2 separate regions of the Homo sapiens genome follow, and region 2 is linked to region 1. A link is a contact called in ENCODE POLR2A ChIA-PET data. All regions are on one chromosome and are shown on one strand. The core of a region is the stretch at or near the end of the contact, and the rest is flanking DNA. Distances in the headings are between cores, read along the strand shown.

Evidence for each region. ChIA-PET counts read pairs that join two places held with the same protein, here RNA polymerase II (POLR2A).
Region 2: POLR2A ChIA-PET joins it to region 1 with 10 read pairs in B cell. The contact joins the promoter of BLVRB here to the promoter of PGLYRP2 in region 1. POLR2A ChIA-PET finds 5 or more read pairs at or near these places in 2 of 52 experiments (B cell and OCI-LY7).

What each region holds. Positions count from the first base shown.
Region 1 is chr19:15,475,312-15,481,917 of GRCh38, forward strand. PGLYRP2 (peptidoglycan recognition protein 2) reads right to left here and starts at 4,190. Exons shown (of 5, transcript NM_052890.4): 1 at 4,000-4,190; 2 at 227-1,297. The coding sequence starts at 4,060.
Region 2 is chr19:40,462,931-40,469,536 of GRCh38, forward strand. It overlaps BLVRB (biliverdin reductase B), which reads right to left and starts at 2,815. Exons shown (of 5, transcript NM_000713.3): 1 at 2,680-2,815. The coding sequence starts at 2,758. It overlaps SPTBN4 (spectrin beta, non-erythrocytic 4), which reads left to right and starts at 4,071. Exons shown (of 36, transcript NM_020971.3): 1 at 4,071-4,375. RefSeq lists an enhancer at 1,889-2,008 and a silencer at 3,030-3,229.

The sequences.
Region 1 (6,606 bases), core at 2,940-5,439:
ATGCAAATAAATATAATGAAGCAAAACAAAATGAGATGAACTCCTATTCATCCTTCAAGGCCCAACTCTGGCATTTCCTCACCTGTGCAGCTGTCCCACCCACCCCCGACCAGATCCCTTATTGCCCCCTCTGGACTCTCCTAGTCCTCAACTTCCCTGAATATACGGGGTGGGGGCGTCTGTGTCTGTAATGGGAAGGATCACAGGGTGTGGGGAACTTCCTCACCCAGGAAGGCCTCAGTGAATTCCTTGGTAGCATTGGCAGCCACCTGGGCCAGCTGTTCTTGGCTCATGCACTGAAGCTGGAGGTGTACTGGCTCCAGCCTCTGTAGAAGGACAAGGGTTCCCCACACCTGCTGGGCCAGGATGGAGGCTGAAGTCAGAGCAGCACCGTTCTGCCGTCGGAAGTTGCTGCGGAACCCTGGGTCTCTGGCCACCCCAGCCCCATAGTACTGGCTCAGCAAGTGGCTGAGGGATGGCCGGGGCTCAGGAGTCCGGCTCAGGTAGTCTCCAAGGATGACCCCATCCAGGGCGCCATTGAGGAAGGCCATGGTTAACAGAGATGCCTTGGGGTCCAAAAGCGTAAAGGTCCGAGGGGCAGAGAGCTGGTCCCAGCAGCCCTCAGTTCCCAGGTCTGGATGGCTCTGGGTCTGGGAACCTCGGAGGAAGGTCAGGCCCAGGTTTCCAGCCAGGGTGACTGCCAGGAGGCTGTCCACCATGGTCGGTGGGGACTTGGCTTTGGCATCTGGCAAGGAAGCTTGGACATCTGGACAGCCTTTTGTAGCATCTGGAGTGTTGGCTCCAATATCTGCAGTGGTGACATCTGGAGAGCCATCCCTGAGTCCTGGGGAGGAGGTGGCTCTTACATCTGGAGCAATGGCCACAACATCTGGAAAGGTATCTCCAGTCTCCCAAGGGGCAGCCATGCTGTCCAAGGGCAAATTTATGACCCTGCGCCCTTGCAGCCCTGCCTCCAGCCCCGCCAGCAGAGGCTCCACAGCCACGGTCGAGCCATCAGGTGCCAGCACCACCCCATATTCCTTCCCTTCTCGTACGTCATGTCGGGCCACCTCCTTGGTCAGGCCTAACAGCTCTGGGCTTAGTGGGCAGGGATCCAACTCTGTAGCATTGAGGCTCCATGCCCCCAGCAGGAAGTGGTAGAGGCGATTGTGGGGGCCAGAGTTTGGAGCTGACATCAGCCACGCAGAAGCTGTGTGTCTGGTCTTGGCAGCTGGCACTTTCTGCTCCAGCTCAGCCAGGGCCTGGATGACAGAGTCCATGAGCAGGGGCAGGGAGGCTGCAGGAGGAAAGAATGTGTTAGCCCAGCCCCACCCATTCCTGAGCCTCCTTGTATTGATTCCACATCTACCCAATGCTCCCAGCCCTCCATCTGATAACCCCATGACCCCCAACACTATCCTTGTGTAGATGAGGAAAGTGAGGTACACAGACTATTGCCTGTTGGTTAAGGAGCTCAGACTGTCTGTGAGTACTGGGGAGCCATGGCAGATTTATGAGCAGGACAGAGGTGTGACGAACCTGGCATTCTAAGACTCCTTTCTTAGGCTTAGATTTGTTTGGCTGCCATAAGGAAATGGATTTTTGGGGTGCCAGGATAGAAAAGGGGAGACAGTGTGGAGGTGAGAGATGAAGGTGGCAGAAGGTAGGTAGTGACATTGCAGTGGACAAAAGTGGAAGAGTCCCCAGATCGTGAGAGGGAGAGATGGATGGTCTTTTGTGATGAATTGAAGTTAAAAATTGGGGATGTTAGAGGGAAAGGTATTTTGAAAGATGCCTGGGACTGGCTGTGGTGGCTTAGGCCTGTAATCCCAGCACTTTCGGAGGCCGAGGTGAGTGGATCACCTGAGATCAGGAGTTCAAGGCCAGCCTGGCCAACACCGTGAAACCCCATCTCTAATAAAAATACAAAAATTAGCCAGGCATGGTGGTGTGTGCCTGTAATCCCAGCTACTTGGGAGGCTGAGACGGGAGAATCACTTGAACATGGGAGGTGGAGGTTGCAGTGAGCCGAGATTGCGCCACTGCACTCCAGCCTGGGTGACAGAGTGAGACTTTGTCTCAAAAAAAAAAAAAAAAAAAAAAATGCCAGACGCAGTGGCTCACGCCTGTAATCCCAGCACTTTAGGAGGCAGAGGCGGGTGGATCACCTGAGGTCGGGAGCTCAGGACCAGCCGGATCAACATGGCGAGACTCCGTCACTACTAAAAATACAAAAATTAGCTGGGCATGGTGGCACACACCTGTAACCCCAGCTACTCAGGAGGCTGAGGCAGGAGAACTGCTTGAACCCAGGAGGTGGAGGTTGCAGTGAGCCAAGAACCCCCCACTGCATTCCAGCCTGGGTGACAGAGTGAGACTCCATCATAAAATAAAATAAATAAAATAAAATTAAATTAAAATAAAATAAAATAAAATAAAATAGCCTGGGAGGCAGGGGGAAGAGCAGGATGGGCTTGTGCCATGTTGGGGAAATGTCAGTGGCTGAACTGCAAACCTAGAAATGCTAAGTTAGGCTCAGAGCTGGTTCAGAGATGGGTTATCAAATAATAGCTAACTTTCAGTAAACATTTACTATGTGCTAGCTACTAGTCTAGGTGACTTATATATTAATAATTTAACGCAGTTAGTCTTCACAACTCTTGTGAGGTAGGTCCTTTTAGCCCCTGTCTTAGTACATTGGTGCTGCTATAACAGATCTCTGAGGTTGGGTAATTTATGAAAAACAGAAATTTGGCCAGGTGTGCTGGCACATGCCTGTAATCCCAGCACTTTGGGAGGCCGAGGCAGGCGGATCACTTGAGGTCAGGAGTTTGAGACCAGCCTGGCCAACATGGTGAAACCCCGTTTCTACTAAAAATACAAAAGTTAGCCGGGTGCGGTGGCGGGCACCTGTAATCCCAGCTACTTGGGGGGCTGAGGCAGGAGGATCTGTTGAACCCGGGAGGTGGAGGTTGCAGTGAGCTGAGATCATGCTGCTGCACTCCAGCCTGGGCGACAGAGTCAGACTCTGTCTAAAAAACAAAAAAAAAGAACAGACATTTATTTCTCATAGTTCTAGAGGCTGGGAAGTCCAAGATCAAAGCACTGGCATTTGGGACTTCCTAGCCTGCAGAACTGCAAGAAAGTAAATTTCTCTTCTTTACAAATTTACTCAGTTTCAGGTACCCTGGCCTATATAGAAGCACAAAGGGACTAAGATGGTGTCCCTTTACAGATGAGGCATCTGAAGCACAGAGAGGTTAAGTTACCTGCCTAAGGTCACACAGGAAGGAAGTGGCAGAGGCAGGATTTGCCTTTGTTTTTTTTTTTTTTTTTTGAGACGGAGTCTTGCTCTATCATCCAGGCTGGAGTGCAGTAGTGCTCAGCTCACTGCAACCTCCTGAGTTCAAGCAATTTTCTGGCCTCAGCCTCCTGGGTAGCTGGGATTACAGGTGCCTGCCACCACGCCTGGCTAATTTTTGGTATTTTTAGTAGAGATGGGGTTTCACCATGTTGGCCAGGCTGGTCTCGATCTCCTGATCTCAAGTGATCTGCCCGCCTTGATCTCCCAAAGTGCTGGGATTACAGGCCTGGCCAGTAGTAGAATTTGAATCCAGGAAGTCTTACTCGACACACTCTCCTGGTCTAGAATCTAGGTTCTTCTCCAGTCCACCACCTAACCTGTGTAGCTTTGCTCTTCTCTGCAAAAAATGCCCTTTCTGGCTTCTCCCCCAAATCATTTCTCTTTCTTCCTAGCCTAGCTCTTATGTCTCCTCCTCCAAGAAGCCTTCCCTACTTTTGCTCTCCAGGCCCCAGATTCCTTCCCTTATCCTTGCCTTGACTCTGTGGAGCTGGGAATATCTATGTCCCCATGCTGGAGCTTCTTTGAGAGCTTGAGTCTCCAGCCTCACTCCATGCAGGGCAAGACATAGATGGGACAGCAGTACGCCTTCTGCAGAGCCAAGAGGTTTGGTCCCAGGACTCTGCCCCCTGACTCACCTGTCCCTGGGTCTGACCACAGTAGCAATCCGAGTAGGATCCAGAGGACACCCTGGGCCATTGTTGCAGGATTCCAGCTTCCAAGGGGTATTTCTGGTTGGCCTCGGCAGAGAACCTCGGCAGTGCTGGAGGGAGACAGGCACAGAGAACTGAGCAGAGCCTTTGACCACTGTCAAAGTCCAGCGGCGAATGACAGACCTGCCTCTCGTAGAGCTGTGGGCGGGAGGCAGCAGGGACATGGGGCAGCGTACCCTGGGTCAAGGTCATCTGGGCATCCTGGTCTCCCCCAGTCTCTTCTGTCCCTCCTAGGCTGAGGTCAGTGGTCAGTAAGCCAGGCCCATCCCCAGAGGGGCCTGGAGACCAGGTGGTTCAGACTCCATAAACTCTGCCCATTCTCCAGTGAGGTGGACCGAGGCAACCCCTCAAGTCCTGTCCCTCCCCATAGTGACGGCTCTGTAGCCGCTGCTGGCCACCAGAGGGGACTCTCAGCTGCCGCCTGCTGTACTGGTAAGACCGGCTGTGTTGAGGGAGAGGAGAGAAGCAGAGGCCTGAAGTTGGCACTGCCTTCTGCTTTTTTTTGCAACCAACACTTCAGGCTCAGGCACAGCATCGGTGCGGGGGCTGAGGACAGTGTTTGCTGAGGCCTGAAGTTGGCACTGCCTCCTGCTTTTTTTTGCAACCAACACTTCAGGCTCAGGCAGAGCATGGGTGCAGGGGCCGAGGACAGTGTTTGCTGAGGCCTGCTCTGAGCCCATGGGGACCAGGGGCTGTCACCTCTCATCCAGTTCCAGCCCTTGATTTCAAGCCACCAGCAGTAGCTGAGAGCAGGGGTTGAGCTTGAGTGTTCAGGACCCTGGCATTGTTCCAGGAGCTGGCTTCTGGACTCACCTGGGCTGACAGTGAAATGTCCTTCCTCTTCTCCGGGTGCCCATGACTGAGACCTGCAGAATGGACCCATCTCCCCTTTATTCTGGCATCAGATGGGGCAGGTTGACATGACTGGGCTGTTGTGTATGTAAATTGCTTCCCTGTGGGGCTCCCACCTCAAAACCAGCCCGGGGAGTTTCCAGGAGACCCACCAGCTGGAGACTCAGCCAGGGCAGGCCTGGGAATGTCCAGCCTGAGCCAGGCCTGGGATTCCCCTGGGGGCCACCCCTGGGGCCTCCTCAGGTGTCCTCTTTCTGGGGACCTCCCAGAAAAAAGCTGGGCACATAGTGGAAGCTCAGGATGTAGGGTGCTAAGTGATAGAGTGAATGGGGGACACTTCCCATGGGAGTAAGAGACAATGTCCTCCTCCAAGCTCGTTTCCCAGGATTTGGGGATAGGAGCTTTGCCTGGTAGAACCATATGAAGGTTGTGGGCTGAGGCAGGGACTAGGTTGAGGCATCCTCTTTGCCGCAAAATTTAAGGCAGTGTTGAAAATCTAAGTCATCAATAACTTTTTTTTTTTTTGAGACGGAGTCTCGCTCTGTCACCCAGGCTGGAGTGCAATGGCACGATCTCAGCTCACTACAACCTCCACCTCCCAGATTCAAGCAATTCTCCTGCCTCCCTGCCTCAGCCTACCAAGTAGCTCAGGTTACAGGCATGCGCCACCATGCCTGGCTAATTTTTGTATTTTTAGTAGAGACGGGGTTTTGCCACGTAGGCCAGGCTGGTCTTGAACCCCTGACTCAGGTGATCCACCCAACTTGGCCTACCAAATTGCTGGGATTACAAGCGTGAGCCACCATGCCCGGCCGATAAATAATTTTAAGACTTTTTTAGAACAGTTTTATTATTATTATTATTTTTAAAGATGGAGTCTTGATATGCTGGCCAGGTTGGTCTTAAACTCTTGGCCTCAAGCAATCCTCCTGCCTCGGCCTCCCGAAATGCTAGGATTACAGGCGTGAGCCACTGCACCCAGCTTTATTTTTTATTTTATTATTATTATTTTTTGAGGCAGGGTCTCCCTCTGTCACCCAGGCTGGAGTGTAGTGGTGCAATCTTGGCTTACTGCAGCCCTGCTTCCCAGGTTCAAGTGATTCTCCTGCCTCAGCCTCCCAAGGAGCTGAGATTACAGGTGCCCGTCCACCACTTCCAGTTAATTTTTGTATTTTTAGTAGAGACGGGATTTCAGCATGTTGGCCAGGCTGGTCTCAAACTCCCAACCTCGGGTGATCCACCTGTCTTGGCCTCTCAAAGTGCTGGGATTACAGGCTTTTTTTTTTTTTTTTTTTTTTTTTGAGACAGAGTCTCGCTCTGTTGCCTAGGCTGCAGTGTAGTGGCACAATCTTGGCTCACTGCAGCCTCTGCCTCCCAGGTTCAAGCTATTCTCCTGCCTCAGCCTCCCGAGTAGCTGGGATTACAGGTCCCCGTCACCACTCCCGGCTGATTTTTGTACTTTTAGTACAGATGTAGTTTCACCATGTTGGCCAGGCTGGTCTTGAACTCCTGACCTCAGGTGATCCACCCGCATCGGCCTCTATTTTTAATTTTTTATAGAGATGAGGGTCTCGCTATGTTGGCCAGGCTGGTCTCATCTCCTGGACTCAAGGGATCCTCCTGCCTTAGCTTCCCAAAGTGCTGGGATTACAGGCGTGAGCCACCATGCCTGGCCTAGAG
Region 2 (6,606 bases), core at 1,565-4,064, about 25 Mb after region 1:
TACAAAAAATTTCATTGCCTAACCTGGTGTACACAAACGCATACATATATAATTAAAATGAGTTTCACAAAACTAATACTTAACATGTGATACATTTTGATACTATGTCATCATTTGTTACCCTATATTGTTGATACACGTTGTGACCATATGTTTCAGATCTCATTGTAACTCACAGTTTGAGAAGCATCAGGTTGCAACAACCCTGCAAGGTAGGTATCATTATCCTGTCCACATTGATGGGGAAACTGAGGCAATTTTAGGCAACCGGGCCAGGATCACACAGCTAGTAGGTAGAGAAGGTTGAATTTTTACCTAAGTAAGTCTGATCCAGAGACTGCAAAATTCAATGCTAGTCTAAGTACCTCCTATATAAGATCTCATTTAATTATCCCAAGAGCCCTAGGGCAAGTACTACCAGTTTTGTCATGATCTTACACATATCTAGGTACACAGATGACAAGGCATTTGGTCACAAAGGCTGTAAGCCGCAGAGCTGGTGACTTGAATGTGGGCAGGCTGGCACCAGAGTTCATGCCTGTTAAGACTCTTGGCCCTACAGAACCATTGTGAACTCCAGTTAATCCAAGCCCCTTCTCCCTCCCTCCCTCCCTCCCTCCCTCCTTCCCTCCCTTCTTTCCTTCCCTCCCTCCCTCCCTCCATCCCTCCCTCCTTTTCTTCCTTCCTTCTTTCCTTTCATCTTGCTGTGTCACCCAGGCTGGAGTGCAGTGGTGCAGTGATGCAATCTTAGCTCACTGCAACCTCCCAGGTTCAAGCGATTCTTGTGCCTCAGCCTCCCAAGTACCTGGAATTACAGGCACGTACCACTGTGCCCAGCTAATTTTTTTTTTTTTGAGACAGAGTTTCACTCTTGTCGCCCAGGCTGGAATGCAGTGGCGTAATCTCGGCTCACCACAACCTCTGCCTCCCGGATTCAAGCTATTCTCCTGCCTCAGTCTGCCAAGTAACTGCGATTACAGGCACCAGCCACCATGCCCGGCTAATTTTTCGTATTTTTAGTAGAGACGGGGTTTCACTATATTGGCCAGGCTGGTCTCGAACTCCTGACCTCGTGATCCACCTGCCTCAGCCTCCCAAAGTGCTGAGATTACAGGCGTGAGCCACCGCACCCAGCCTCTTTTTCTTTCTTTTTATGTATTTTTTTAAATTTGAGAGACAGGGTCTCACCCTGTCACCCAGGCTGGAGTGCAGTGGTGCAAACACAGCTCACTGTAGCCTTGAACTCCTGAGCTCAAGCAATCCTCCCACCTGAGCCTTCTGAGTAGCTGGGACTACAGGCATGCATCACCACGCCCAGCTAATTTATTTTTTTTTTGTATTTTTGTAGAGATGGGGTCTTGCTACGTTGCCCAGGCTAGTCTCAAACTCCTGGCCTCAAGCCATCCTCCCGCCTTGGCCTCCCAAAGTGCTGGGATTATAGGCATGATCCACCGTGCCTGGCCAGCCCTTCCCTTTGCTGAGGGGGACAGCAAAGCTGAGAGCTGGGAAGAGATTTTTCAGAGCCACAGCTCTGAAGCTCCCTAGGCTCCAGTTCTTAACCCTCTGAGTGCAGTCCCAGCTATGACCAGCAGGGTGGGCGAGTGGAATTCGGTGGAATTAGTGGATTTCCAGGTGACTCAGCGCCTCTCAACTTCTCTCTCTTACTTCCTTCTCCATTACTCCCGAATAAATGCTTATCAGCAAACTGGTTTTTACTGAGAGGCCCACAGCTCCCCATTCTCCACAAGTCAAGATCCTCACGTGGTCTCCCTGGGGAAGGGGAGAGTTATGGACCTAGAGAAGAACTTTCAGAGTCCCTCCAAGGGAGACAGCAGAGTGGGGTCCTGTTGGCCTCCACCCTTTTGGGGCACGCAGATAGTCAATATCTTCAGCGTCCCCAAGGCCTGCAAGGGTGGGGCCCCATATCTGGAAGTCCCAGGCCCAGCTGGGAGTTGGTCAAGTCTGGGCTGTGGGGGCAGGGAGTGCTGGGGGATGGTTATCCCCTTTTCTGCCCTCTCTCCTGGGGCAACTCCAAATTTTCAGCCCTCATTGACTTTCCCAGGACTGCTGTCCCCAAGTCTTCACTCATGTCTCTCTGTGACTCCTTCCCATTAGGTACTCGCAGCAACCTGACCCCCCAACTTTTTCAGTTTCCAGCCTGGGGACTTGTGGTGGTTAAGAGCATGAGCTGAGTTCAAATCCCAGTCCTGTCAGTTAACAGCTGTGTGATATTGGGCAAGTCACTCTCTGGGTCTCAGTTTTCTCATCTGTCAAGTAGGGTGATACTAGTTCCCACCCCATTTTGAAAGCTCTCATGTGAAGAGACGACAGAGCAAGCTTGGCTTAGTAAATCCTCTCTGGGAGTGCGAACAACCACCACCACAACCACAATAATGACAACCGCATTGCATAAGAGCCCTGGACTTACACACGACTGTGCCAGTGGAGTCCTCCCGGGGCTCCCGGGGCCAATTCCTCTCTGGCTTGGACTCACATAAACTTGGATCTCACATCTTTCCCCATTTCTGCCCCCGTGGCCACTTGCTTTGGCCCCTGAGTCCTCATACACCTGGCTGGGGCGCTCATGGCCCCAATCAGCCTCGGCCCGACCCCATGGTGCCCCTTCCTAAAGTTCTGCCCGTCTGTCCCGTGACATGCCCCGCCCGCCCCGGCTCATGCCTGCTTGCACCGCCTGCGCCAGGGTGGTGAGCCCGGTCTGGCCAGTGGCGCCGAAGATCGCGATCTTCTTGACGGCCATCGTACGGGATCGTGGGGGTGCAAGGCCTCAGAGTCTCGGCACGCGCGGGAACCCACTGGCTGCTGGGCGGTGCTCTCTGCCCTACTCAAGCCAGGAACAACGGGGCGGAGCTGGCTCGAAGGGCCACGCCTCAGACTCTCCGCCCGCGGCTCAGGTCAAGGGGCGGGGCCTAACGCGGATGGGCGGGGCAGGCGTCAGCTTGCATTCGCTCACCGTCCAGCACCGCCCTCTCTGCGCGCCACTTAGACTGGAAGGCGGGGCCACAGAAGGCCACGCCTCCACATAGCAACAAATAGAGTGGACGGAGCCGAGATAACTTGTCACTCAGCGCCCTGCCTCCGCGCTCCACCTCCCGGAGAGGGGCGGGGCCAGGCGAGCCTCACCCACGGCCTCTCGTAGCTCACGCCCCCTCTCCCGGAGCCTGGAGCGGATCTGGGGCGCACTCTAAGCCCCAGGGCCTCCCAGAACCAGCAAGGGGAGAAAGTTAGGAGGACAGAGTGTGTGTGTGCACTTGGATGTAAGACACTGTGTCACGGCGTACCTATGCACTTATATGACCCTGTGTGACTCAGTGACCCGGAGGGCAAGCAGGACTGTGGGTGACACCTTGTGTCATCCTCTGAGTGTGATCCCGTGTTACAGTGTGACTACACGTGCGTGACACCACGTGTGGCAGGCATTGATTCTGTTCTTTTGTGACCTTGTGGTGACACCGTGGGTGACACTGCGTCAGCCTGTACGATAGGGTGTGGGACGTGTGAGGTGTGCTACATGGAAGCGTGAGACTAATTAGACTGTGACAGTGTGTGACACCACATGTCTCGTGTAAGGATGTGTGACACCGGGACCCCATTCGAGTGTGTGGCTGTGGGTGTCTGTGTTGAGCTGCTCATTGTGACCCCCTGTGACTATGATGTGTGAGGTGCGGCGGTGCAGCATGTGCGGGGCGACTGCTATGAAGGTTCGAGTGTGTAGAGTGTGTGACACTGTGGCTGTGAAGCTGTGCGTGATGTGTGGGCCTATGACACTGTTTGTGACTGCCGGGGAGTGTGCGGCTGTGTGTGACAGGTGCATTTGTGTGTGACGCCGCGTGGGCGGTGGTTACCCTATTGGATTTGTGTGGTGGTGGGTGACACCGTTCCAGTGTGGACGCCGCGTGTGACGGCGTGAGGGTGTGACCCCGTGAGACCCCACAGGAGGGAGTGACGGCGCGCAAGCGCGTGGATGCGGGGGTGAGTTTGTGCGCCGAGGCCCCCGCGAGTATGGCAGCGTGGCGAGCGTGACCCCGTGGGAGTGTGCAGCGCGTGACGCCGCCGTGCCCTCGCGAGTGCAGCCGTGCACCCCACGCCGCGGCCGGGTGTGACTGCGCGTGGGCCTCGGGCGGCGGGGCGCGGGGACCGCGGGCGGGAGGGGGTCCCGGGGGCGCGCTGAGCGCGGCGGCGGCGCGAGAGAGGGAGGCGCGGCGGCGCATGCGGATCTGGCTGAGCCGCGGGCCGGCGGGGCCGAGCTGAGCCGGGCTGGGCCGGGCCGGGCCGGGCCGGGCAGCGGACGCCGACAGGGAGGGCGGTCGGTCGCGGCGAGCAGCGGAGACAGCGACGCTGGCGGCCGCGGGCCCAGGTGAGCTGCTAGGGGGGCCGACAGCCCCTCCCCCAAGTATGTCCCCACCTGGCGAGCATCCCTCCTCCGCGCGCACGGGGCATGGCTGGAGCCCCGGGTCTCCCCGGCTGGAGGGAGGCAAAGGGTCGAGGGCAGGACGAGCCCACAACCCCCCCACCCGGTCTAGCTTCCGCGCCACGCGTGGGTCTTACCCCCAGGCCTTGTCCTTCCCAGGCCCCCTCCTTGGGCGCAGTGTCTGGACCGCAGGGAGAGAGGCGCGGCCTGGGAAGGGTTAAAGCCTCTGATGCCACCGCAGCCCAGCGCCCCACCAGCCTTTGCGGGGGGGGGGGGGTGTTGGGGGGAGGCTCGCAGGACACCCCTTCCCGGCTTCCCTATTACCTGCTCCCTTCCTTCCCATTCAATCGCGTTATGGCCAGAGCTGATCCTCGGCCTGGCCAGAGGGCTAACAGGAGTGCTAAGGGCCTCCCCATCTCTAAGTGTCTTCCACTGAAGAAAACAGCTGTAACCACCGTTTAACAGGGAGGGAAACTGAGGCACAGAAAGGCCAAGTTAAAGATACTCGGTTAAAGATACAGCAAGAATAAAGCGGAACTTGAACTCATTTCTGTCTGACTCCAGAAGAGGCAAATCGATTTGCTGAGATGTGTGAGGAAAAGATGAAGAATAATAGCAAGGAACATGTATCAAGGGCTTGCAGTGTACCAGATACCATGATCCCTGCATTAATAACTTACCTCTTCAAACACCGCTAAGAAACGGGTACGATTATCATTACTTTTTTTTTTTTTTGAGACGGAGTTTCACTCTTGTCACCCAAGTTGGAGTGTAATGGCGCGATCTTGGCTCACTGCAACCTCTGCCTCCCGACTTCAAGCAGTTCTCCTGCCTCAGCCTCCCAAGTAGCTGGGATTACGGGCATGAGCTACCATGCCTGGCTAATTTTGAATTTTTAGTAGACATGGGGTTTCACTATGTTGGTAAGGCTGGTCTCCAACTCTTGACCTCAGGTGACCCACCCACCTCCTTGGCCTCTCAAAGTGCTGGGATTATAGGCGTGAGCCACCGCCTGGCCTACCCTTTTGTGTGTGTGTGACAGAGTTTCATTCTGTCATTCAGGCTGGAGTGCAGTGAGTCAATCTCAGCTCACTGCAACCTCCATCCCCCAGGTTCAAGCGATTCTCCTGCCTCAGCCTCCCAAGTAACTGGGACTACAGACACGTGCCACCACGCCTGGCTAATTTTTGTATTTTTTTTAGTAAAGACCGGGTTTTGCCATGTTGGCCAGGCCGGTCTCGAATTCCTGGCCTCAAGTGATCCACCTACCTTGACCTCCCAAAGTGCTGAGATTATAAGCATGAGCCACCGTGCCGGGCCATCATTACTATTTTGCAGATGAACAAACTAAGGCCCAAAGAGTGGAAGTATTTCAGCCAAGGTCACACAGGTGGTAGGTAGCTGTGTGCTCACTTTCACTTTTCCATGGAAGGAGGGAAGAACAAAAATGGATTTGGGACTGGGCACAGTGGCTCACATGTGTAACCCCAGCACTTTGGGAAGTTGAAGTGGGCAAATAGCTTGAGCCCAGATGTTTGAGACCAGCCTGAGCAACATAGTGAGACCCCCTCTCTACAAAAAATACAAAAATTACCTGGTCATGGTGGAGCTTGCCTCTAGTCCCATCTACTCAGGAGGCTGAGGTGGGAGGATCGCGTGAGCACAAGAGTTGGAGGCTACAGGGAGCTATGATTGTGTCACTGCACTCTAGCCTGGGTGATAGAGCAATACCTTGTCTCAGAAAAAAAAAAAAGATTTCAATGTGTCCCCCTAAGGGACAATTTCCACTCTACTCACTCTACTGACCAAGACTTAGACCCTGCCTTCCTAGAATTCAGTGGGTTGGCAATTGTCTGGGTCTTTTGAGGACATTGATCTCCCAACTTCCTCCTTTGTTAGTCTTTTTTTTTTCCTTTTTCTTTTGAGAAGGAGTCTTACTCTGTCGCCCAGGCTAGAGTTTAGTGGCACAATCTCGGCTCACTACAACCTTCGCCTCCCGGTTTCAAGCAATTCTCCTGCCTCAGCCTCCTGAGTAGCTGGGATTACAGGCACCTGCAACCTTGCCCACCTAATTTTTGTGTTTTTAGTAGAGATGGGGTTTCACCATGTTGGCCAGGCTGGTCTTGAACTCCTGACCTCGTGATCCACCCGCCTCAGACTCCCAAAGTGCTAGGATT